2 separate regions of the Mus musculus genome follow, and region 2 is linked to region 1. Evidence: chromatin contacts called from ENCODE Hi-C or POLR2A ChIA-PET data. All regions are on one chromosome and are shown on one strand. The core of a region is the stretch at or near the end of the contact, and the rest is flanking DNA. Distances in the headings are between cores, read along the strand shown. Region 1 holds the start of Slc17a9 (solute carrier family 17, member 9). Region 2 holds the start of Slco4a1 (solute carrier organic anion transporter family, member 4a1).

What was found. Hi-C counts contacts between places; a loop is a spot of excess contacts on that map. ChIA-PET counts read pairs that join two places held with the same protein, here RNA polymerase II (POLR2A).
Region 2: POLR2A ChIA-PET joins it to region 1 with 12 read pairs in embryonic stem cell. The contact joins the promoter of Slco4a1 here to the promoter of Slc17a9 in region 1. A Hi-C loop is called at or near these places in 1 of 37 maps with a recorded cell type or tissue (v-Abl transformed pro-B cells). POLR2A ChIA-PET finds 5 or more read pairs at or near these places in 2 of 5 experiments (both embryonic stem cell).

The regions. Positions count from the first base shown.
Region 1 is chr2:180,722,464-180,729,613 of GRCm38, reverse strand. It overlaps Slc17a9 (solute carrier family 17, member 9), which reads right to left and starts at 4,275. Exons shown (of 13, transcript NM_183161.3): 1 at 4,163-4,275. The coding sequence starts at 4,254. It overlaps Gm30455 (a long non-coding RNA gene), which reads left to right and starts at 2,337. Exons shown (of 2, transcript XR_003953988.1): 1 at 2,337-2,896; 2 at 3,736-7,150.
Region 2 is chr2:180,452,069-180,459,805 of GRCm38, reverse strand. It overlaps Slco4a1 (solute carrier organic anion transporter family, member 4a1), which reads right to left and starts at 3,561. Exons shown (of 12, transcript NM_001355218.1): 1 at 3,433-3,561.

The sequences.
Region 1 (7,150 bases), core at 3,026-5,525:
TTCTCTTTTGTATTTTCGGGTTTTTTTTTTTTTTTGTGTGTGTTTGTTTTTTGTTTTTGTTTTTTGACAAGGTTTCTCTGTGTAGCCCTGCCTGTCCTGGAACTCACTTAGTAGACCAAGCTGGCCTTGAACTCAGAAATCTGCCTGCCTCTGCCTCCAAGCGCTGGGATTAAAGGTGTGCACCACCACTGCCAGGCTTCTCTTTTGTAAAAGCTCATTGTTTGAGTGCCTAATGTCGTGTGTGGTAGGCAGTCCTGGCCTGATTTTTGCCACAGTAGGATGGTAGAGAATGGCTCTTGGCTCATGAGAGCCTTCTCGCAGACACCCCGTACAGCGAACATCACCATGGACAGATATCACACACAGAGAGACTATGGGGTGGGGGCTTAGGGATTCTGCATAACCATCCTCATGAAGATTTTACAAGAAACCTACCGTTCAGATTTTTAATATAAAATGGGTTTGAACACAGTCATATAGGTGGGGGGCTTCTGGAGAGGCGAGTGTTCAATATAAGTCTCAGCCAGGAGGAGGAGGGGAGGTCTGAGGGAGGATGTCCTCTCTGGGAGGGGACAGGTGATACTGGCCTCCCCCTCTACACAGGCACAGACTGAGCAAGAAAGAGGCAAACTAGTAGATAGCTAGCTGGGGTATAAGGCTTGGGGGACCCAAGGCTGTAGCTGGGCTGGGTCCAGAATCCCACAGAGCTGGACAGAGTCACAGGCAAATAAATGGGAGCAGGGTCAAAGGTGAGGGCCAGGAGGCAGAAAGAACAGCTAATTCAAAGCATGGTGGCACAGAAGAGACTTTGAGTCACGAACCGGGAGCTCAAATTGGCTTCCTGTTTTTAACTTCTCTTCTCCAGACGGCTAACAGGGCTGAGCAATCACAGGTGCACCTAGGGAAGAGTGGCATGCAGGGTGGGTCCCTCTTGGACACAGTGGCTCTCTGCTGCTTTAGTCACATAAAGGAATAAAAGCTCCTTATTGCAGATACCTTTGGAGTGTGTGGCGTTTAGTGGGTGAGTTAGCGCTGCTCCTGTACACCGGCTGTGATTCTTGTACCTCCCAGTCTGGTAAAACAAGGCGGCTGAACTGTCCTCACCTAGGGGTGGAATCTGCAGGTGGGGCAGCTCTTCAGGGCAGTCAGGGTACCTGGGTCTAGCACAGGAATAAAGAGGCACGGACCTTGATGGGCAGTGGTCAGAATGGAGGAGGGTAATGGTGAGACAAGTGAGGTGGGCTCCTGGGGAGGGGGCATTACCCTCCCCTTACCCAAAAGATGTGTGGGGTCCTGAGGGCCAGCAGCAGTCTCCAGATTATGGTGCCAAGCACCTTCCAGTCAGGTCAAGGGAGGTGGGAAAGCTCTGAGGTCTGCTCTGGTAATGGCCAACCTGGTTCCACTGTGTGGCAAGGAACTTCTGAACCCCAGGAGGGACTCTCTTGAGTGGGTCTAAGAAGGGCCGAGCCCTCTGACACCTATCTGGGGACCCCAGGCACTGGGGAGGGCAGCAAGCTGCCCTCTCCCATTCTGCCTTAATTTCTTGTCAGGGTATTGTCCTGAGCCAACCTTGCCATTGGATTACTGGGAACACAGGGTGGCTGTCAAGCTTTCCTCAAGGATATCCTGATTGCCCTGAAGTGCTGCCCCTCCCCCACCTGCAGAGCCCACCCCTCGGTGAGGACAGTACAGCTGCCATGTTTTTGTTTGTTTCGCCTACAAGGGTCACAGCAGGCCCACTAAAAGCCACACAATCCAAAGGTAATAAGGAACCTTTCATTCCTTTATGTGACTAAAGCAGTAGAGAGCCACGAGAGGGACCCACCCTTGGACCCACCCAGCAGGCAACTCTTCCGTAGATGCACCTCTGATTGCTCAGCCCAGTTAACTGGAGAAGAGCAGTTAGAAACAGGAAGCCAGCTAGACCCACACCCTCCAGATGAGAGTTGTCTCTAGCTTCTTGGTAGCCATGGGAAGTCAGGAAAAATCTAGGTAACCAATGCCCTGACTGAAGGAGGAGGAAGGGGCTTGGCCAGGTGCTATCTGAGTGAAAATGAGGCCATGTCAACTCCTAGGTATAGTTGAGGAAACGGGCTTTATTGTAGTTATGTGAGAGTACAGGTAGAGTTATCTGGAAGAGTCCAGACAACATGGCTGGCAGAATAGAATGGGCCTTGAGAGGAGTCTGCAAGGAGAAGGAAAGAGAGAGGAGACAAGAAAGAGAAGGGACCTGGAGAAGGAGAAGAACCAAGAGAACGCATGAGAGGATTTAAAGGAAAGAGAAGCTGGTTGGGGGAGGGGAAGCAAAGCTGGGGGACTGGAGGGTTCTGGAGTAAGAGAGGTGGTGAGAAGAAGAGCCAGGACTCAGTAAGCTATAGGTACTCAGACACAGTGTGGTGACCAGTGTCTTCTTTGATATGCTAACAGGCACCTCCATGTCCTTTTGCTTCATCCCAGCACCCTGGAGGCAAGAAATGGGACTTGTCCCTCAGCTGGGTGGGTGGTACCAGCCAGGCTGATGAATGTGCATCCTCAGTACTTGCTGGTGACACAGGACATGACCATCCTCCTGAAGGGGCCCTGTGGGCCTGCCTGCCTGGTTAGAACCCCAGTCTTTAGTATCAGGAGCTTGGACCAGGACTGCCTGAGTAGCCCCACTTGCCCACCCAGAGCCAGAGCTCAGGCTGGAGGTCTCAGCAATCACACTTCCTCACAGACTTGTGCAGCTCTGGCTTCCTGTTAGATGGCTGCGCAGAGTATCCGGGGCTGAGCAAATAGGTGATCACGTGGCCCTTCGTTCAGAAGGGAAATGTGCTGGCTACTTAACTCAGCCTCCACCAACCACCCCACATTCTGAGATTTGTTGAGGAGAACACTGCCTCCCCAACACGTGGTGGTGAGTGGTGGGCCCCTAAAGTCTGGTGTTCCCTGAACTCAGGGTCCTGTTTCTAGTAACACTTATTGCTGTTACTATTACTCCAGTATGGGTTGAGAATGGCCTTGACCCTGCAAAATTCCCCAGAATTCTCAGCTACCATTTCTGACAAAGGCAACTGGAGGCACTACACAGGAGAAAGTGTAAAGATGGGAGTGAGGGTGGGGTGACAGGTTGGGGAGGGGGGGACAGGCAGAGCCATTAAATTGTAACCTACAGCAAAATTGGCAGAACATTTCATAGTTCTAAGAAAGCCCTGGGTGGTGCCTCCAGGGGCCAGGTGAAGCATAGGCCTTGGGATAAACATGGGGTAGGGAGGGAGGTGTTAAGCCAGAGAGGGAAGGAGAGCTAGTGAGGGCAGGCACATAGTGTGCCTCCTCTAGCAGAGTCTGACACTACTGTAACTGTCACTGGCGGTGGGGGAGGGTGGCGGGGGGGGGGGCGCTATGATCTGGTTCTGTGCCTCCCTGTGACCTGCTGTGCCCTCATCTGGTCTAGGTTCAGTGATGGTACTATCTTAAGGTCCTCTTTACACTTCCTGCCAGTAGATCCAGGGCTCTTGCCCCAGGTGACTGGGAGGTACCAAGGCTTGATCCTGAGTCTAGCACCTCCACGTGAGGACTGCAGGAACCAGAGCAGGGTGTGAGCTCTTTTAGGCCCCCATTTGAACCCTCACAGTGGTCCCATAGCCAGATGCCACCTTTGCCCCTGGTTTCTGTGGGGATGTTTGCCTGGAGAGTGCTGGAAACAGCGGGAACGGAATATGAATGAAGATGGGTAACGGCTGTTTTCCTCCCTAGTTTAGAAGACTCGTGAAGTCAGGACCTGCCTCTATGACTTAAGAGCTGCTGCATAGATCCCTATGCTGTGAGCATCTGTCCAGCCCAGTGCTCCCACCAAGCCTTACAGACACTACCCTGCCTCCCAGACCACAGAATTACTGTCAGGGAAAAGGGCAATGGAGCCATTTGCCTGATTTTGGCATTTGATTGGAGATGGGAGTGGGGTGTCTCTTTACTGGGTCCTCCCTCTACTTGGGGGCTAGGGCTGCTCAGCGAGGGGCATGGGAGTCCCAGGGAGAGTGAAGGTGGCAGGCTGCAGAATGGCTGGTAGACAGCCGCTAGAGTCTGGTGTTCCCTGAACTCAGGTCCTATGAAGTAGCACCTCAGCTCCCTTTCTAAACGTAAAAGTCCTCCTTGCCCCGACTTCAGCCACACCCCAATTCACCTGGACCACCGTGTATCCTCTGCTGCCGCAGAAGGGGTCTTGCGGGTCTCCTCTGGGATTGGCTGCATCAGGCTAGAGCGCTGGGATGGCATGGGCACCGCTGTGTACCGTGCCCTCCCACCTCAGACCTAGGACAACCCACAGGGCAGCACCGCCCAAGTCCACGTGTCAGTCCCAGTGCTTCCGTCTAACTCTCCCAGGACGTGTTGCCCCCGGAATTGAGTCCCCGCCCCACTGATGTCCCGGGAGGCAGGGCCAGGGACCTTCGAGCAACTAGAGGCTTACCACTGGGACTTCCTGCTGGGGAAGAGAAATCCCTGGGGGTTTTGTGGCCCGAGACCCGCCAGAAATAACTTTCTTGTCAGGAAAGTGAGCAGGTGAGCAGTGTGTATGAGTCTCCGTTGGTTCTACCCCCTCCCCCGCTCCGTGGGTGGGTGGAGGGGAGTGACAGAGTGCTCACAGGGTTGTGTTCTAGTCTAGTAAATATGTAAAGATAACTTTAAGGCAGTCAATTTTTTAAAATGGATCTCTTGGAGAACTGGGTTGGTAAGAGAACTGTAACACAGGTGCAAAGGGCAGCGAAGGTGGTCACTGATGTTGAAATCCTGGGCAAAAGTGTTCTGAGCACTGACCACAGACTAGGCTCTAGTTGGATCTCAGCCACACTTCATGGAAGGCTTCTGAGGCTCCTTGAGGTACTGCCTGCCTCATTCCTCCTGTATTCCCAATTATTCTAAACAAATGCCTCCCCCACACAGCTGCAGGCCAACTGGGACACACCCACTAAAGGCTTCACACTGCACTTAGAATCTCAACAGTTTCCACCCTCCAGAGAATGCCCTCTGAGCCTTCAACTGCCCAGCAGACAACAGGTCTTTATTTATGGTCATACACACTTGTACTAAAATATTAGAACCTGAAGCTAGGGTATAGCTCAGTTGTTAAGCGTGTGTTCAACGTGTGCAAGGTTCTGAACTCAATCCCCAGTTCTGGAAAAAAAACAATCTGGACCTAAAAGCCAGGTCAGTCTTCCATCCACATCAGCTATCCTGTAGGACACAAAGATGACGGCAGAGAAAGGCTTGCTTCCCTAGTGACCCAGGGACTGCCCTTAAGTATATGGTACTGACAATCACTATAATGTGCAGCTCTTCAGAAACTAGGAAAGATCCAGAATCACACAGCAGGAAACCTTCAGCGTTTCTGGGAGCAGGTGGACAAACGTAGAGAAGGGATGTGACCTTAAGTAGGCTGGGTGGAGGAACCTGCAAGACACTTGAGGTCAGCAGGAGCATACCACACAAGGTGTTGGGTATACATCTCAGGCCAGAGACTCACAGCAGGTGGAGAGGTGCTACACTGCCAGAGTTGAGAAGGCTGAGGTCAGGGGTTTGGGGGGGGCATTCCTCCCCAGGCTCCCAGTCACTAAAGCAGAAGGGATGGGCACAGCCACAGTTGCCTGAAAGAGGATCACATATGGTTGGGAGGTGACCATCACAAGCTGTTGGCAGTAGCTGGGGTAGACATTCTCTAGGCTTCTAGTTGATACTTGTGAGCTGCCCCACACCCAACTGACAAAACCATCCTTGCACTTCAAGATGGGAAATTTGATATGGAAACATTACAGAGTCAACGTCTGGCAGGGGGGCCACTTTCTTGTGCTGACTGACTCACTTGCTTATAGTCATCTTGACTGCTCAAACTGAATAACTAGATTTTACTCCACTGTTACTGACGAGCAACTGTGAGAAGTGAGACTTGAGGAGCCCAGATTGTAGTGTTGGATGTCTGTAGCAGTTAGGGCCAGACTGGGCTACACAGTAAGACCCTGCCTGAAAAGAAGAGAGATTTCTGTACTGAACATCATTTGCATCCACCTTCTAAGCCAAATGTGTACACTGTAGAGAAAAAGTTCAAGTAGCCATGTCTGAGTCCACAGGAAGCCATAGAGTGGACCTCACGATGACCGAAGATGCTCCTGTATGGCCAGTTTTATTCACAAAACAATCCCTGGGGCTCTGGAACAGTTCATTCTTTTTTTTGGATGCTGGTACCATCAGCTGAACCTTGTAAACACCCCAAATGCTGAGAAACACTGTCACCCTCAGCCAGCAGTATCCCTCACTTGCTATACCAGAGTTCTGGGTGACAGGATAGCCTGTTTTACTTTTGAGAACCATGCTGGAGGGGTTGTCAGGCATCTGACCTACAAGAAGGATAATTCCTGTGTATGCATGCACATGGGTGAGATGTGTTTATAGGAAGGGGGAAGTCAGAGCCATTTAGAGACTGACTTCCAGGCACTGCAGGTCCCACCTCTGAGGTCTGGCAGTCATGCATGGCAGAGTAGATTCAAGAGATGATCAGTCACATGAAGGAAAAGCAACTACACTGTAGTAGCCACCTTCCAAAAATCTCCCAATCCAGAGTCTCCACCAGACTTTCAGAAAGGCCAGGCAAGAGAACGTTTATCAGGACCTGTAAGAAGGTACTTCCTTGAAAAGTCACATGTGAGGAGCTGATTAAGAGCCCTCGTTCTTGCCAGGCGTTCTTGCCAGGCGTGGTGGCGCACACCTTTAATCCCAGCACTAGGGAGGCAGAGGCAGGTGGATTTCTGAGTTCAAGGCCAGCCTGGTCTACAAAGTGAGTTCCAGGATAGCCAGGGCTACACAGAGAACCTCCCCCCCCCCCAAAAAAAAGAGCCCTCGTTCTTACAGAGGCGTTTGATTTCTCGATAATTCAAGTTCCAAGGGATCTGATGCCCCCTCTTGACCTTTGTGGGCGCCAGACACACATAGGAAACATGGATATACATTCAGGCAGAACACGCATACGGGTAAATATAAAAAAATCTTGAAAAACAAAAGTCACAGACAGGAAGCACCCAGTAGTCACATCTCATGGTTACCGTTGGGTACAAGCAGTTCTGCAGTTTTCTTCTGTTAGTGTTATACTGGACAGTAATCTGACATAGATGTAGGGGGCATG
Region 2 (7,737 bases), core at 2,312-4,811, 270 kb after region 1:
CAGAGAAGGTTCTGCCATGCACCATGCTTTGGAGGGGAATGGAAGCCTTGCTAGTCAAGGTGGATTTTAGAAGCAGAGGGGCTGGTAGAGGCTGCCTCCGAGCCAGGCAGGAGGCAGGTCACAGGCCTCTCTGACCTTCAGTTTCCCTCCTGCAGTGTGTCATGAGGTACTGGACTCAGCCCAGCTGCCACTTACGTCTCATGGGAAACAGACCTGCAGTACTGGGTAACTTCAACCTCTGTAGCATGGCGCTCCTGGACTTCAAAAAGGTCCCCATACCTCATTTGATGTCCCTCAGCTCATCTGATAGCTGGGGACAAAAGTAGCTTGCTTTGTCCCTGCTCATCGCTGACTGTTGGTGTGATGGTTCTTGCAACAGCTCTTCTACAGTCTAGGGGACGGTGAAGGATTCTGGTGACAGACAACCTTCATGATTCTCAGGGTCCTCTTAGGTTCAGGAGGAGGCAGCTCTAGCTAGATAAGAGACCTGACTGGCATAGCCAGGGTGCGAAAATACCAGCAGTAGGTATGGGTGGAGAGGACCATGCTCAGATAGTCCTAAGTGTTCTCTGTGGCTTGGTTGGGTCTGAGGAGCAGTGTCTGAGGCAGGCCCCAAAGCTTGCAGGTTTAAAAATTACAAGGCAAAGGCAAGGCCTGGACATATGGAAGGGGAGCTTGGTAGCTCTCGGGAGGAGAAGAAACAGCATATTGGAGCTCCCTCAGATCCCGGAGTTATGGGCATCTTGTGCCAAGGGAAGCCCAGACAATGGCTGCAAGCCTCACCTTACCTACCCATGGTCTCTGGTTTCTAAGCCACGAACAAGCAGCTTTTTAAAAGGCCAGTAGTTTGAGAAGAACCACCCTTATCTATAGAAATGCCCAGAATTCTAATTTGTTTGTTTGCTTTTGTATTCTCAAGATGGGGGGAGGGGGGTCTTGCTATGTAGCTCTGGCTGTCCTGGAACTCACCATGTAGACCAGGCTGGCCTTGAACTCTCGGAGCTCTGACTGCCTCTGCCTTCTGAATGCTGGGATTAAAGGCATGCAGCACCACCCCAGCTGATTATAATTCTTTGTAATGAAAACAAGAATGAGGTCATGATAGCTGTCCATGATTGGGAAAAGGGTGCTGGGGAAAACCAGAGACCCTCACCTGAGAGCAGCAGGTTTGGAGGATGCGCCCAGATCAGCCGCTGCCTCTGCAGTGACCCACAACAGGATACAACCCAGGCACTGCATGCTGGTACATTTCCTCCATCTCCACCAGCAAGGCTTCCAGGCTCTACTGGTCAGGCAGAACCCTGGCCACTGGATACATGGGACACAATCCCTGAGGGCCTGTTCAGTTACTCCCAGTGGCTGAGAGCTAGAGTTGAACCTCCCTGTCCCTCTTGTTCATCAAGACCACGCTAAGGTCAGAGTTTCTCCAGAGTCTCAGAACAAGGTCTGTGGTGAGGTTCCAAGGATTAGCCCATGAGCTCTCTCAGTGACCACGGGGATCAGGAAGGGAGCACTGAGTATAACTCAAGAGGAAGCAGGGGTGTCCAGGAGCACCAGAGTGGGCAGTGACCTTTCTATGTCTCAAATGCTCCGTCCTGCAGAGGACCTTCAGGCTGGGAACTCGACCTGTTCCACTTTAGGAGATCACAATGGTATGAATTCATAAAACACAACAGCACCCACCTGGGAAGCAGGTTAAGTCAGAAGACTTCTGTAACAGAAAGAGGACTCACAACAACAGGCCCCATATGTCAGTGAACTGAGAAAATCTGAGTGTCTGGAAGCAAGGCATAGACAGAGTCCAAACTGCTGCAAAACAGTTACTCGGTAGCTCTCCTGCTGGGCCCATTTACAAGTCTTTATGCTGCTGGTCCTGGCCCAGGCCCTGCCCCTCTCTTCACCCAGTCACAAGCCTCCGTCTTGCCTGCCTGGCCCCTCTGCAGTATTGGGGAAGGTTCTGGTTGGGGCTTGTCCAGCATCTGCTTTGGGGACCACACCCAATGAGCTACAATTAGATCATCCAGGAAGAATTTATCCAGGTAGTACCTGTTGGTCTTTCCTAGTGGGCAGGCAAGGCAAGTCTTGCACCTCATCACAGCCAACAGGTAGGTACCTTTGGCCACCAGCATAGTCCTGTCCTGGTAACTGCTGGTTCTCTGACCTGGCTTTCCTCTCTTCTTGAAGAGAGAATGGCTGGCAAATGATACAAACCTCCGGTCTCCCCTGTGTCATTTCTAGGCAAGCCAAACATCCCGGTGCCCCAGGCTGCTCCTCTGTGCAAGGGGACTTTAAAATGCTGCCTGGGACTGCTCTTATCCAAAGCCCTCTCCAAGCCAGCAAATGCCAGGCTCAGCAAACAGCGCCTGCTGTCCCCATTACCACAGCTAAGATTTATAAATAATTCGGCTAAACACCAGGTGTTCTCTTCCCTGCCGTCCACCTGCCCCAAGCTGCTTTAACAACAGCTGACTAGACAGCTACCTTGGTTTACTAAACTACAAAACAAAACAAAACAAAACAAACAAACAAACAAAAAACACTGCCCTGAAGTTGGGATAGTTCCATCACAAATGGGCAGTTTCAACACCTTGGGACAGAAACACCCCAAGGCCATGTCTGGGGGAGGCCAGCAATCCTCATCACGCTAAACTCAAGCCACTGCGCCTGGGGCCCCAAGCTATAAGGTGCGACTATGTGTCTCTATCTCATTTTTCCTACAGATGCTCACCTCTCCTGTGAAGGAGGTACCCTGCCTTGAGTTCCCGGGTTTGGAGCTAAGCGTGCCAATCAGGCAGCAAAGCGACCCGAACTCTCGTTGGCGTACACACGCGTCCGGGGGCATCGGAGAGCTGCGTGAAGGTACCGGGCCTCAGGGACCCGGGCATCCGCGCTCCTCGTAGGGACAAAGCCCGCCACTAGTGAGCAACTTCCGTGCTCCACGTTTCCCTCGGTCTTAGCAACAACCACCACAGCCACTGGATCTGTCGCTGAACAGACCCGCAGAGGCTCGCACCTGCGTATACTAGCAAACCTTTAACCTGGGCCGACAGCTCTAGCGGTCCCCCCCCCCCCCTCACGCTTTCCTGCGCCCCAAGTCCACTCCCATCTTCCCTCTCGCTCTAGCGCAGCGGCTCTGCCTTCCCCCACCCCACTGCAGACTTGCAGCTTCCCTCATGTGCAGTGAGAAGGGGTGAATTCTGCATCCGGCTCCCTTGAGCCCACTCTGTCCCCGCATTGGTTCCCCGGGATGTGTCTTCAGACAACGCACCCGGGGCTCCGCCGCGCTTTAGTCCAGCCTCCGCAAACACCTGCCGCGCTCCTGACGTCAGCAGGTCGGAGTCTGGCATACCTAGGAGGCATCTAGTACGGAGCCAGACCCTGTCCCCATCCTGGTCCGAGACCTCAAAGCAGTCCAGATCCCAGAGCACTCACCTTCCCACGAACCCGGCTGCCGCGCTGCGCCCTGCGCTCTGGACTACGCGCGCAGCCCACTCCCGCTTCATTCATCGCCCAAGCCGCTCCCGCAGGGATGGGGGTAGTGGCCTCACCACCGCCACCAATGGCAGCGAGGCTCGGGCGGGCCGGGGCCAGAGGTGACAGTAGCGAGGGCGCGCCGGGGCGGGGCCGAGCGGAGGGGCGGAACTTGGGCGGGTCAGGGACAGCACAGAGAGCGGGACTTAGCTAGTGCTTTGCACGCGGTGATTTCTTTCTGTTGGGGGACACTCTGGAGGTTGCAGGCTAGGAAAATATGGCTCAAGTCTCACTGCGTCGTAGATGCCACCTGCTCAAGCGTGGAACCGAGGCGTTGGAGGGCGCGAGTAGCGATCCCCTCAGGCGTGGGGTACAGCTCCAGCCCGGCAAAGGGATCTCTCCACTCTCTGCTCAGGTCAACCAGTGAGTTCAGTGCAACGGGGCGCTGGGCCAAACCACACCCTCACCGGAGGAGCCCACAGGGTTCCAGTTCCGGGTACTCTTGACCTGAGATGGAGAGAGAATATACCAGTCACCTTCAAATTGAGGCGTTCTCTGCTGTGCGACCTTGAACATATTTCTGAACCCCTCTGGGCCAGTTTTCGCATCTGTAAAACTAAGATAATTAGCCATACGAGTGTGATGGCTACTGCTTGTAAGCCTGTGGGTATTCGGAAGGCTGGGGCAGAAGAAGGGTCCCACTTTCATAGTTCTAGGCCAGCCTGGGCTACAAAAGAAACCCAGTCTCAGAAAATCAAGCAAACAACCTTTTTTATTTTTTATTTTTCTTTTTTTTTTTAATTTTATGATTCCAACACATCACTGAAGGAAATGGAAAACAGTAGCTGGTCTGAATTTAGCCAAGTAACAGCCGACAGCCACTAGCCATTAACATCATACCACTGACAATCAACAGCCGATGGCAGAAACTCTCCATATATGTCTCCCTTTGGGGTGTATTACATTTAATTGAAAATACATGTGAGCCAGGTGTGGCGATGTTCACCGATAATCCTATACATACATGGGGCTGATGCAGGAGAATCTTTAGTGGGAGAGCCACACTGGGCTACCTAATAAAATCCTGTCTGGATTTAAAAATAAAAATAAAACAAAACAAAACCAAGAACAACAACCAAAGCAAAACAATAGAAACAAAATAACCTTCCCCAACTCTCCAAGGCATCCAGAGTTTATAATCTGGACAGGGGAAGTAAAGGCAGAAGGAATCAGAGTCTGTGATCAGCTTGGGCTACACAAAAGTAAAGTTAGTGTGGACCCTGCTGTCAGCTCATGAGGACATCACTAGTCACAGGGTGCCTGGGGACAGACCCTCCATGCAGCCTCGGGAGCTAAGGCAGGGCTCTTCCTTTATGTCTAGAGAAGAGACTGGCTGCTGAGCTTAGTTCTTCCAGCCTGACTTGTTATTTATCAGCATGTCTTCCCGGAGTGGGTGTGGCCGGAACCTACTCATGTTCTATCCTGGGAACCTCTGGTGATGACTTCAGGGTCTAGGGTCTACTTGTCAACATGTGAGTCTCTGCTCCAAAAAAAGCTGAGCTTCACTTCCACTGCCCCAGGTGTTGACCTCCATACCTGAGGCTGCCTCTGCTCAGAGAAGACATCAGGAAGAATAGACAGCCAGGCACCATGAGGTATACACGGCTTTACTAGTCTCTCTCTCTCTCTCTCTCTCTCTCTCTCAACATCTCCCTTAGGTACATGGACCTCAAGACCTGAAGCCAGAGAAAGCAGGCTGAACACAAATTTGAGAGATTGTGAGTCCTCTGCTTCAGGACGTGTGAGTAGAACTTCTCACTAAAGGGGACTCGTGGAAGTGCTCCAAATGTCAGGAGCAGGCTTGGACACCGTGCTTCCAACACTTAATTTTGGGTACATCCCTGAAACCAATATTGGTACAATATTTTTCCTTTAAACATCTGGTGTGTTTTATGAAAAGGGTAAGTTTGTTTTAAAGACAGTAACCAGGGTTGATTACTGTAGAGCGGTCACCAGAAAAATAGATTAAAAAGTAACACTGTGATATTAAGTTCTAGACAAATAGTGCTGCCTGCTGAGGGGCCTGAACTTTAAGCCAGCCTCAAGCTCAAACAGGAATTAACCTTCCTCATCAGACACGATCTAAAGATGATTCTAGAGTAAACATCCAGGTATTAATGCAAGGCACAGGCCTTGTCCTGCCCTCAGAAGCCAAGTCACATACCCAGGCCCTCTGGGGGCCTCATGATACCTGGGGGTCTGGAGACCCTCATTTTCTCAGACTGTGCCTGGCTCCTCAAGGTTCTTGGTATTTCCTGTGACTAAAGACCAGGAAGTCCCAGAGATTGACTGGACTGAGATCTCTATGCAGTGTATATCCAGGTTCCCGTTAGCAGCCAAGAAAAAGTTCAGACACCAGACTAAAGGAATTGGGAGAACGTTTATTGCAGAGAGAATTCATGTTTCTTGAGTAACACGCATCAGCCAGAAGCCTAGAGTCATGTAAACGTAGTGGAGGAAGATTAGTCATGAGTTAAGGTGGTGGGTGATGTGGGGAATTCCATAAATGAGTCGAGTTTTCCCCTCTCTTGTCCTTGTACGGGGTCTTGAATGTGGTGTCGGATGCGTGAGGAGAATGGGAGTTTTTGCCAAGTATCTTTATAACGACGCTGAAGGCAGTTAACATTCATCGCCTTCACCTCTCAGTCAGCTTCGTTGGGCCTTGACTGAAATGGTAGCTGGCCCTCTGCTTGTGATACAGCTGGCAGCTCTGGGAGCTGTCTGCACCTTCCTAACCTTTGACAAAAGGGACAGAGATGTGGCACGTGGGATTCAGTGTCCATCTCCTTTCAAATGGCTGCCTCCCCCTTCATCTTGCCAGGGAGGAACTGGGAGGTCCGGGGTGGAGTCCCAACGAGGTCAACCCCAGGGTACCACAGAAGCTTGGAACAAGAACTGGCTGATTATGAGCCCTGGAACATTCTGCTCTCAATCAGTTCTATCCCAGCGGGGTTTTTGGAGAGGAAATAACCAAGAGAAAAATAATCCAAGTAACCCAAGCCCTGCTGGGCACCCATGGTCCCAGAGCGGGCATCACTGCGTGCTGAGGGAGGGGGGTGGCACTCCTGGATGCTCCCAACAGATATTTATGCTTTTATGAGCAATCACTGTCCCCTGTCACAGTGTTGGGTGGGATGCTGAAATGCTAAAACATAAACTCATTCTGTGCATGTCCTTTTTTCCTGGGCTTGCTGTCCTGTGGACGTCGCCAGTGGCAGGCAGTTGATCTCCAGAGTAGAAAGAGAAAGGCCAGGGCAAGGGAGGGTCAGGCTGCTGAGACAACACTTTTCCTGGGCACAGGTGGAACGGTGGCCAACCTCAAAGGCTTAGGTCAGAACTAGGTCTTCTCCTGGTGCTTTGACAGGTATGAGTGATTCCCCCCCACACACAGTGTTCACTGAGGAGCCTGCTTTGGTGGAACACACACACACACACACACACACACACACACACACACACACACACACATATATATATATATATATATATATATATATATATATATATATGTATACTGATCATTTAAAGATGTTTCAGTTCTTCCTTTCCTGGTTTATAAAAGGGCTGAGACAACCTAGTGACAGTTGACCCATGCCTAGGAAATGATGAAATAATGTCACACTGGCAGCCAAGCTGTGAGCTGTGACATGCCCTGGAGTCTCTGTTAAATGTTTGAAGTTAAGGCTTCTAAACTGTTTGGGGTAGTGCACACCTACAATCCCAACACTTGGGAGTCTGAGGCAGGAGGTTTGCCACAAGTTCAAAGGCAACCTGGAATTCAGTATGAAACCTTGTCTTCAAAAAGCAAAATAAATAAATGAATAGAGTTAGTACTTGACGTTTTACTTTTTTTTTTTTTCTGGCTCCTTGTTAGGTTTGTTTTGCTTTCCGAGACAGGTGCCTCCAGTCTTGCTTTAAAGCTGAGGGTAAACTTGAATTCACCATCCTCTGACCTCCCAGAAAGGGATTATACCGTGGCACCAGATCCAACTATAGGACTCCACTCAAAATTTTGTATGAGAGAGTAGATCTTTCAGAAGGTTAAAGGGGACCACAGTCAAAGGTGAAACCTAGCCTTGGGGACGTTTAGAGCCACGTGTGTGACAGCACACCTTGCTGTATTTGGTAAGGAACTATGCTCAGTAAGAAGATACTAGGATGGTGCAGTCCTGAGGCAGCCATGCCAGAGAAGGGACTTTCAGGGTT